Regions from separate parts of the Homo sapiens genome. Here region 2 is linked to region 1. The links are chromatin contacts, found by Hi-C in ENCODE. All regions are on one chromosome and are shown on one strand. Each heading gives the region's core, a stretch centred on a gene start or an enhancer-like site at or near the end of the contact. The rest is flanking DNA. Distances are from core to core; before and after follow the strand shown.

What was found. A loop is a pair of places that touch in the nucleus more often than their neighbours do. Pooled maps may share reads with other maps.
Region 2: a loop to region 1 is called in a map of cardiac septum, with 3 times the contacts of the local background. The contact joins the promoter of NEBL here to the promoter of SKIDA1 in region 1. A Hi-C loop is called at or near these places in 2 of 168 maps with a recorded cell type or tissue (Right ventricle myocardium inferior and cardiac septum) and 6 of 50 pooled maps.

What each region holds. Positions count from the first base shown.
Region 1 is chr10:21,521,848-21,527,060 of GRCh38, forward strand. It overlaps SKIDA1 (SKI/DACH domain containing 1), which reads right to left and starts at 3,835. Exons shown (of 4, transcript NM_207371.4): 1 at 3,700-3,835; 2 at 1,836-2,024. RefSeq lists enhancers at 3,227-3,870, 3,871-4,514 and silencers at 4,170-4,589, 4,710-4,859.
Region 2 is chr10:20,893,982-20,898,955 of GRCh38, forward strand. NEBL (nebulette) reads right to left here and starts at 3,330. Exons shown (of 28, transcript NM_006393.3): 1 at 3,144-3,330; 2 at 2,977-3,048. The coding sequence starts at 3,224.

The DNA of each region.
Region 1 (5,213 bases), core at 2,585-5,084:
AAAATCAGCACTTTCAGTTTTTAAAGTGAAGGGCCATGAAAATATGAACATATTTGTCTTTACTTATCCCATATGAATGTGCTAGATTTACCTTTAGATGCTCTATTTTGATTTATTTTCACTGTATTTTATGTTTCAATACCATTGCAATTCAGTCTGACCTCTTTCCTCTGGAGCGAAGTAATGCACACGGCATTTACAGTCTTTTAAATGGTTAGCTGGGAAATGCAATAGCAATTTGCAGGAGTAGTTTACTAATGGGGAAAGTTCTTTTGAAAACCTGAAGGAAAACCTAAGAGTACTTTTGCATTTCTACACTACAACTGTCATATAATTAAAGTATTGAAGAGCATTAAAATAATCCTTTTCCTTCCAAGCTTTCACCCATACATACATAATTTAAATGAGGATCACAGCCACCCCCCCCCCCCCCCCCCCCCCCCCGCCACCAGCTCTTCACCATATACGTTTGTTTTAGTGATTGCTGGGCACATTTTGTTCAAAGTGAATTCAGACAGAAAAGAGTAAGGAACATCACAAAGGCCTCAACAATGTAAGTATGCTGGTTAAAAGAATAAAAGCCCCTTGTGCTATTAACTAAAAGTAACTATAATATTCACAAGATAAAAGTTTAAAATAATAATAAAGTCTCATATGGCTGAATTAGTTGAGGATATAAGACAATAAAATCTCAACAGTTCTTTAGCTAAGTTTATCTAATATCACATCTTCTCTGCTTTTTGGGATGGGAAAATGGGAATGAAGGAGTAGAAAATGGCTAAATTGAGAAACAAATGATAACTTAGTATATTTCCTTTAATTTTTTTTCTTTCTGGTTCATTTGAACAAATCAGGGTAAGTCTCCAAAAGGGCCCATCCCTCTGTTCTTAGGCATTTAAAAACCCTGTCTTTAACAGAAGTTTGGGACACAGGGTATATGCCATGTTGTCTACTGACCCATAATCAAAATGCAGTGACCTTCTACCCTTTTTTTGCCCCCTGACCCATCTTGAATTCAATGCAGCCTTTATAAATTTGCAAATCCTTGGAGGTAAAGGGGTTTTTGTGAGGCTTTGTTCTGAAAAAGCCCTAAGAGTGTGCTTTCTAAATTAGACAAAGGTAAAGCAACAAATCCTAGTGGATGAGATTTTACACAGGTGAGCAATAGGCACCTCCAGATAACATATATTGCAAGCTAAAAACCAGTTATAAACATAGGAGACAAGGAGGTTATAGATTGCATCAAATTAGAGTGAGGTACAAATCACTTTCATGATGTAAGAAACGGCTAGGCCACAATCTTCCTGCTCTTCTCATCTCAAGGGCTGTGGGGGACCCTAGTGACCAAGGAAGGAATGGGGTGGGGGGAAGGGGGCAGGGAGGAAAAGAAAGGAGTGAGACTTGATCTGAATCTGTGGGCACATTCCCTTATCTTTCCTGCTATCAGCCAGTTTAAAGGACACCATAATTATGATGGTGATAAAACAATGCCTGCTTATGTGTGCTGAATAAATAAAGAATGTTTACAGCTCAAGAATCTTTTAATTCCAATTAAATGCTATCAAAGAAAAGCCACTTTTCCTACTGCAACCGCCTTTCCCCCCAATTATCTTGTTTTGTTGTAATATTTTCCTATGAGACACATGGGCCTTTCACAATTGATCCTGAATGCAAAAGAAAAAAAATCAGAGAAAGTAGAGTTTGACCTTCAGATATTAAATAATACACAAATATCCAGAACCACAATTTGTTAGGGTTGCCCAAGTTTTTGTTTATTTTACACAAGGGCCAAACATATAGAGACTGAAGTGGTGACACCAAGTGTTGAGGCCTACCTATGGGCTGCTCAGCCATACTGAAATCCTGAGCCACCACGAGGGGAGAGAGGAGAGACAAGACATGAGGAGCCTGATGGTCTCTGGAAAGGGAATCCTCTTCTGGTTCTGTTCCCCTGGCTTCAGCCCAAATCCTTCTGGGAGCACTGGAGCCAATCACTGTCTTTCACTGCTGCAGCTACTGGGAACCTACAAAAAAGCGGGAGATAAAAAAAAAAAAAAAAAAATCACAAGTTCGAATTTATGGATACACAAGTATCATTTCATATTCATGACATCAGCAAATCACATCATAATCAGATTTGAGCAAGGTTTGGACACTAAGACCCAAAAGACTGGACACTCAACACTGACAGTATCACATATTAACCAGAAAATTCGCTTTTTTGTTATGGAATCATAGGGTGAAAATTAAGTCTTTTAACTTTGAAAAGCTTACTTTTCACTTCTGAGGCCAATTTTTACACTAATAAATTTCAAGTAAACGTCTCTTTTAAAGTTGTTCCACAACATTTTAATTCAAACTTCTATTTCCTTTCTCAGTTGGGGTAGTGTTTTGTTTGTGTTTTAAAAAAACACATGGCACAACAAACGTTATGGAAAACGCACTCATTCCGTTAAATGCCGATACAAACCTGCCTTTTACTACATCTGTCTAAGCAGCGCATTGCTAAGTATAAACTTAAAAAAATTTTTTTTTCTCAAAGACATATCTATTATTTCTTGGCAAATACTATTTGGTGATGTGGTGCAAAAACACAATGGTAAAAAATTTCGGGGTATTTGTAAGTTTTCTGGAGAGTTGCAGGCCCCTTTCCTTTTGAAAGTTTAGAGCTCCAATACCCTCAATTCTACTGGCAGAATTAGGATGGACTTAGAGGGTCCTAAACGTGACCGATTCACTAAGGCGGGGGGGGGGGGGGGCTACAGCTTGCAGCAACGTGCTCTGCAACTTAATCCTACGCTAAAAGAGGGCAGAGAGCGAAAAAGAATGGAATACAAACTCTCCCGACATCCGTAGTTACTTTCAAGGTGGATTGTGTATTTTAAGGCTGATGGGAACGTCTGGTTTGTGGAGCAAAAAGAAGAGAAGGTAAGTGTTTGTCCTTGTATCCACCAGTTCGTAGAGAAACAATGAAAGAACAAAGGGAACCACTTCCCCATCTGAACATTTTCTGTATCTCCCTCCGTTTCAAGCCAAAAAGCTTGGGAAGGGATTCGCTTTACTCTACCTTAAGTAGTGGTTGCTGGCTTGTTGAACTAAGAATGAGAAAAAAGTTGAGAGGCAGATATAGACTAAATAATAATAAAAAAGGCTTGCTGTGGCGGATCTCCACCGCGCCAGTGTCAGCAACTTGCAGCAGAAGTTGCTCAATGCACGGAGGCAAAGCCCAAGAAATACCCTTTGCACACCAGATTTCGAACTCAGTCATTTAAATAGACTTTCTTGCTGTTTGAAGGGGTTTCTGCGCACAAAATGTGTAGGTAGTGGCTATGGGAGAGATGTACTATTTAGGTCGAAAAATGATCTCATGGCTATCTGGAAAAGAATTTTTAAAAAGGAAAGGGGATTCAAGTATCACGTTACTGTTTGCTAATAGAAGAAATGGCAGCACTGGCTGGGAAAGGAGAGGGATTCGTATTGAAATGCATTTGCTTTGGGGTACGCTGGTTATCCGCAAGTCTGGCTTTGTGGGTCTGCGTGGCTGAATAAGTGACCAAGTGCCTTCGGCATTATATAAACGGATCGATGTGTGCGGGAGTCCCCAAAGCCGTCGAGCACGTGAAACGCGACTTTTTACTGCCCTCCAAGCGGCGACCAAGCCCCGCTCCACCCCACCCCGCCTCAAAATCCGTATATTACCTGCCCTGTTACAGTGACACATGTTTATGTTTATAGTCCTGGTTTGTAGTAGTGTCAAGAACCGCAGCAAGAGGAAGGGGAGGAGAGAGGAGAGGGAGGAGTAAATTCAACCACCCCCACTTGTTGTTAAAGCAAATTTACTGCGTTATTGCAAGCTCAGGACGGGGGGCTGGGATGAGAGTTGAGAGGAAGGGTTGAGTTGGGAAGTGTGTTGGCGGTGGAAGGTGGGGGTGGGGTTAAGAGCTCCGCAATGGAGCTCCTCTCCCCAGCAGCCCAGGAAAAGCAGCTCGGTCAATAGGGGAGCATGCTGGCGCGGTCGAAAACAAAAAGGTTCCTCCTGCTCGCTGCGTTCACGTGGGGGGCTCTGCACGCGGGGCTCCAGGGCCGTGACCCCTGACCCCGGCTCCTCTCCGCGCTCTCCGGTGCCGCGCGGCCACTTTTTACCCAGGATCCCTCGCGCGGGCCGCGCTCGTGCCGAGCTGGAGTCCTTCCTAATCCTCCATTCCCGGCTCTCGCTCCCCGCCCCCGCCGCCAGCCCCGGGGGAGGATTCTCCGGCGGGGAACCCCCGCCCCACCCCCACCCCGACTGCCCCGGCGGAGTCGGCCGCAGCGAGTCCGCGCGGGGCGGGGAGGGCCGGGCCGGGCCTCCCCTACCGCGCCGGGCCTGCGAGGGAGGGGAGGGACGGGGAGCCGAGGGGAGGGGGCGCCGGCCTCCCGGCTCAGCTGCCCCACTGAGGCCTGGACCTGTTGACTGCGATTGGCCCGCCTCATCCCGCGCCCTCTCTCTGCTCGCAGCGGCCCCAGCCCTTCCGCGGCGTCGCGGGGAGGAAATGGGGATGGCTGTCCTCCTCTCCGCCTCCTTCTAACTTTCCTTTTTTTATTTGGGTGTGTTGGGGGGGGTGCTGAGAAAGCCCAGGCAACTCCACCGCCGCCCCATCCTGCCTCCGAAAGTCTCGTCACGCCCGACCCGCCGCCGCCCTCCCAGCCCCCATGACTTAAAACCGCCTCCCCTCCTCGCAGCGGCGCCCCGGCCCGGAGCCCGAGAGCCCTCGACGCCCCCGCCGCGCCTCCCCCGCCTGGCCTGGCCCAGCGGCGTCCCCAGCGAATTGTGTCGCTTTTCTGCCCTGGAAGCTCCCTCGGCCACGTTCCACTTTTTTTCCCAGTCCCAGGAGGCGTAAGATAAAACCTCTGATTTGCTGCGTGCTGCCGGGCACATTCTCTGCCCTCTCGTCCGAAGGACGAGTTTAAAATGGAGAGTTTAAAATAATAGCATTTACAGGAGGAAATAAAGAGCGAGGAGATGGTTCTTTGGCCGGTTTTAAGACATACATGCTTTTTTTTTCTTTTAATACAAGATGTCTTAAGGGTTAAAAGCGTTCTAGGGTTTGCTGTATTTCCTTCTAGATTTGGGGTTTCCTGAGGAAATCTTTTCCGGAGGGAAATAGCAAATCAACATTAAGATGGAAGCGAGACTTCTCAGCCACTTTTGGAAATGAAGGGGGAAATTGTAAAAA
Region 2 (4,974 bases), core at 2,080-4,579, 630 kb before region 1:
AAGGGTGCTAGAAGCTAAGCAAAACATCATCCTGCTCTACACGTGATCTAGACCGTCCACATCTGTACCACTCTGCACAGTTCTGATTATTACATATTGGTTATTAAGGATATATGAAAGCTGGAAGAAGTCCAAAGAGTAACAATTAGGCTGCACCATGAAGAGAAGTCCATGAAACCATCCCTCTCATCTACAGAAACGAAGCAGGGCCAGCCCGGTGGCTCACACCTGTAATCCCAGCACTCTGGGAGAACGATGCAGGAGAATCACTTAAAGCCAAGAGCTTGAGACCAGCCTGGGCAACATAGTGAGACTCCATCTCTACGAAAAAGAAAATGAAAATTAGCCAGGCATGGTAGCACACACCTGTAGTCCTAGCCACTTGGAAGGCTAAGGCTGGAGAATCACTTGAGCCCAGGAAATTGAGACTGCAGTGAGCTGCAGTCACATGACAGAACTCCAGCCTGGGCAACAGAGTGAGACTCTGTCCAGAAAAATAAAAAAGAAGAAGGAAGGAAGGAAAAAAAGGAAGAAAGAAAAGAAGAGAAAAAGGAAAAAAATCTAAAAATTAAATAAGTATCTTAGCAAGTATAGAATTCTATTCGGAAGCAAAATGTGAATGTGTATACAGATATAAATTAAGCCAGAATAGGCCGGGCATGGTGGCTCACGCCTGTAATCCCAGCACTTTGGGAGGCCGAGGCGGGCAGATCACGAGGTCTGGAGATCGAGTCCATCCTAACTAACACGGTGAAACCCCGTCTCTACTAAAAAAAAAAAAAAAAAAATACAAAAAAATTAGCCGGGCTTAGTGGCAGGCGCCTGTGGTCCCGGCTACTCGGGTGGCTGAGGCAGGAGAATGGCGTGAACCCAGGAGGCGGAGCTTGCAGTGAGCCGAGATCGTGCCACTGCCCTCCAGCCTGGGTGATAGAGCGAGACTCTGTCTAAAAAAAAAAAAAAAAAAAAAAATTAAGGCAGAATAATCATGTCCTAAATTTAAGTAGTACATTCTACCATGCCACAAAAATCTGTAATAAACAGAAAGTATGCCTATCTGTTTCATTTTACCTACGTGGGTGTGAAATGTATGGATTTAGCTTTTGCATAATGATAAAGGCCACCACCCCTCACAACATGTTGGTTTTAAAGTCACTGATAGACAATCTTATCCAAAACAACTCCAACCAAATCACCTACTAACTACAGTTACCACTTTAGTCCTGATGGTTTATGTAACACAAGTTAGCTCAGCTATAATTGCACTTCAATAAAAATATATCAAAGCTGGAAGAGGTTAGGAACTCAGGGTTTTAGTTGGTAGCATTACTACTAATAATAGTAACATAATAATAATAAGGCGAAGAACAACATTTCATGGAAATCTACAGGGAGAGATAACTTGGCAGTGTAAAGAGGGAGGCCTCTGTGTTCAACTATTACTGCCTCTGCTTAACTGTGTGACCCAGGCAAGGTACTGAACCTCTCTGTGCCTCTATCTCCTCGCTTCAGAAATGAGAAAAAGCCTAGCGCCTACCTCGCAAGCTGCAATCCCTGGCACACAATAGTCACTAAATCTTAACTGTTGCCAATAGTGTTATTGTTGTTGTTGTTGTCATTGTCACTTATTATTACTGCAATTTACAGAGAACTTTCACATACAATAGCTAATGACTATTAAGTAATAGCACAAAGAAATACTTAATTTAAAGGGTAATTACATCACATGTCAAGTATATGGGAAAGGGTATGATTTCCACCAGCATCCTTTGTGCTTGCCTTCTGGTTTGTCAGAAAGAGCCAGTCATATCTAAATTGTGATTGGATGGATGTAAAAGGAAGTAACAGACAGAGTAGTTAATAACAGCTAACATTTATGGAGTACTCACAATGTTCCAGATAGTTTATTCAGCATTTATATGCATTACCATTATTTAATCTTATTATAAATGTTACAGCTGAGGGATGGAGCCAAGCCAGGTTCCATAACCTTCCCAAGGTTACTGGGGAGTCAACCCAGGCAGGTTGACTTTGGAGGATGTGCCAGACCACTACCCTCCTGCCCAGGACTGACTTCCGTTAGAAAACAAACGTGCAAAACATTCTGATCATTTTGCTTATTATCAACAACAGAAACAACCAGTATTGTGCTCATCTCTCTAAATGAAGACACAGGCACATATTCACTTTACAGGAGTTACCCTTTCTCTGGACCAGCAATCCTCTTAGAACCGCTAATGAGGATCATCTAAATTCTCATCCCTGGTGAGCAACATTTTTCCTTGTACTTCTTGAATTCTAGCTTACATATTTAACATAAAATTATATGTTCAATCATTCAATAATTCTGGGATTCCCTTAAAGTGTAATATCAACCAATCCCAGTTACTAAAAAATGTCACAACAAAAATACCCCTTGCACTAATATCCTTGCACTAATATCAGGGTTCTTAGCAAGCAGGTCAGTAATCAACAAATCCTGAATTGTAAATAAATATTATATGCATATATATATATATATATATATATATATATATATGCATTTTCCTGTTCTGGAAGACAAGTCCATTCATTAGATTGTTCAGAAGGCCCCAAAATGTTAAAAAAATGACTATTCATTTAGATAGAGGGCCTCCCAAGACAAATTACATCATTATATTCATTTTAAAATCTTTGGGGGTTCTCAAATGGAATAAATACTGCAATTCAATGCCTTATGATTTCATGCCAGCGTGACAGCAAAACTCATAAGGGACAGGATTCTGGATTAAGAATGAGGAGACTTGCTCTAGCAGAAATTCTCTGTATAGGTGACCTTGGGGAAATCACTGAAAATTTCAGGACTTTGTTCCATGATCTGGAAAGTGACTGTGTTTTAAAAGGTGATTTCAGGGTTTCCCCCACAGCTCTATGACTCTATAACATAATAATACCACAGGTGCAATGCAAAATAAGACAAAAATTACTCCAGCCACTTACATCGCTAATGAGTTCCGTGCATTTTCTGGCCAATTCCATGCTTAAGTCTTCAATAACAGGCTTATAGAAGACCTATTTGAAAAAAAAGAAAAGAACAGAAAGAACATTTTTCTCATTGTCAATTTAGAGGAACAAACGCTGGTCTGAGTATGTGTTTTCTCACTCACCTGGTCTTCTTCATTTTCTTCTTCCCCTATCTTTTCTTCTTCAGTTTCATCTTTTATATCCTCAAATACAGGGACCCTCATTTTTACCCTTTAAAATATTTATATTTTTAAAATTTACTCATGTGGCGTCCTTTTCCATACCACAGTGCCCTTGAGATGCTGACGTCTCTGGTGCTCTGGCAGAAATGCCCTTGCCCAAGCCTCAGCCCTATTTAGCCCACACTTCACTCCTTATCTCAGTGGTGTGTGAGTGAACAGAAAAGGATCCCAGAGGTCTACCAGGCTGGCCTCACAAGTGGAAATAACATATTCTTAAGCAAAATTTGATTTTATGAACTTTTAAAGTCAACATTTTTTCCACTGGTTAAGAAATCCAAAAGAAAAAATTTATTTATCTTTTACTAATTCTATTCATTCATAAAAGAGCATAAAAAGGACTTAGAGATTCTGGGAAAACTACTCAGCTCTAACACTCAAGATAGCACAGTCCAAAGCCTGTTATCTCAAAGATTCCTTGTCTCTGTCTAAATAAAGCTTTCACTGGAATGTCAGACTTCCTTCTGACTTGGGGTAGTGAATCTGGATCATTCAAACTCATTTTGTCAACCTAAATTATATGTTTTATCAGACATACCAGTACTTCTCACATCCTAAAAAATACCCACTTTATATTAGCTGATTAGAGGCTACTTATTTATTATGAAAAGCCCTTTGAACCACTTCAAAGAATCTATTCTGAGTTAATTATGACTGTTAGTATTATACTGGCGAGTATGGTATTGTATTAATTGTAAACATCATTAAACATGAGAAGTTGCAGTTAACATATGTTGATACATAATTTAACAATTCTGGAAACATCGTTTCAAAAATCATCATCATCATCTTTGAATTCTGCAGTTCTACTCATCATGTCAATTTTTACAAAGTCATTGGTGATTTGCATTATTACTCAATGGGCACCCCACATTCAGAAAAGTTTGGAAAAATAAACCATCACAATATTTATAATGTAGTGTATGTCCTTGGTTACGTAAAACCAAGGTTAAAAAAAAATTTCTCAAAACAAATATTTTAATGTCAATTCAGGCAATTCCAAGACTCCCTACAACTCACAATTTATTAATCTGGTTATGTAAATCCTAGGGTAAATTAATTTTACCAAGTCATAGCACATTAGCATTGGGCATAAAAAATACCCTACACTGAATAGTAATACTGATGATACAAAATACAAATTTATTAAAAATAGTATGTCATTCTAAGTAGCCAAGCATAATTTTTTCTCTTGATATCATATCTAGTTTTCAATGTACTGTAAAAAAAAAATGCCTTGGCCTTACCTAAACTGAAAATCCTGACAAGAAAAACATTCTACACAGTCATCACGTATAAATTATTTCTGAAATTGTGTTCCATGAGGCAAAAGTTCCACAAAAGATTCTGGGGGAAAAAAGCAGGTTTCTTAAACAAATATGTTTGGGAAATCTGTACCCCAGTCTCTGTCCCTGCCACTTAGAGATCTACAAGGCATATTGACATACTAGAAGTTCTGAGAAGACCTTCAACCAAAAAACCTGCTTAGGCTTGCTTAACCTCGTGTTCCCCTGAACACAAACCTGTTTATCTCATCAAATCTAATCCAATTTAATCTAATCTACCTACCTACCTATCTACCTATCTTTTTTTTAATCATACCCACTACCCCAGAAAACTAACACTCCTCTGTGAAATATGACCGACTGCTTAGGGAAACATTGCTCTATTCTCCTAAAATGTTGTGTTCTAGAAGGAGCTGTTGGTCTTGAACTAGTTTTTGATACAGGCTAAA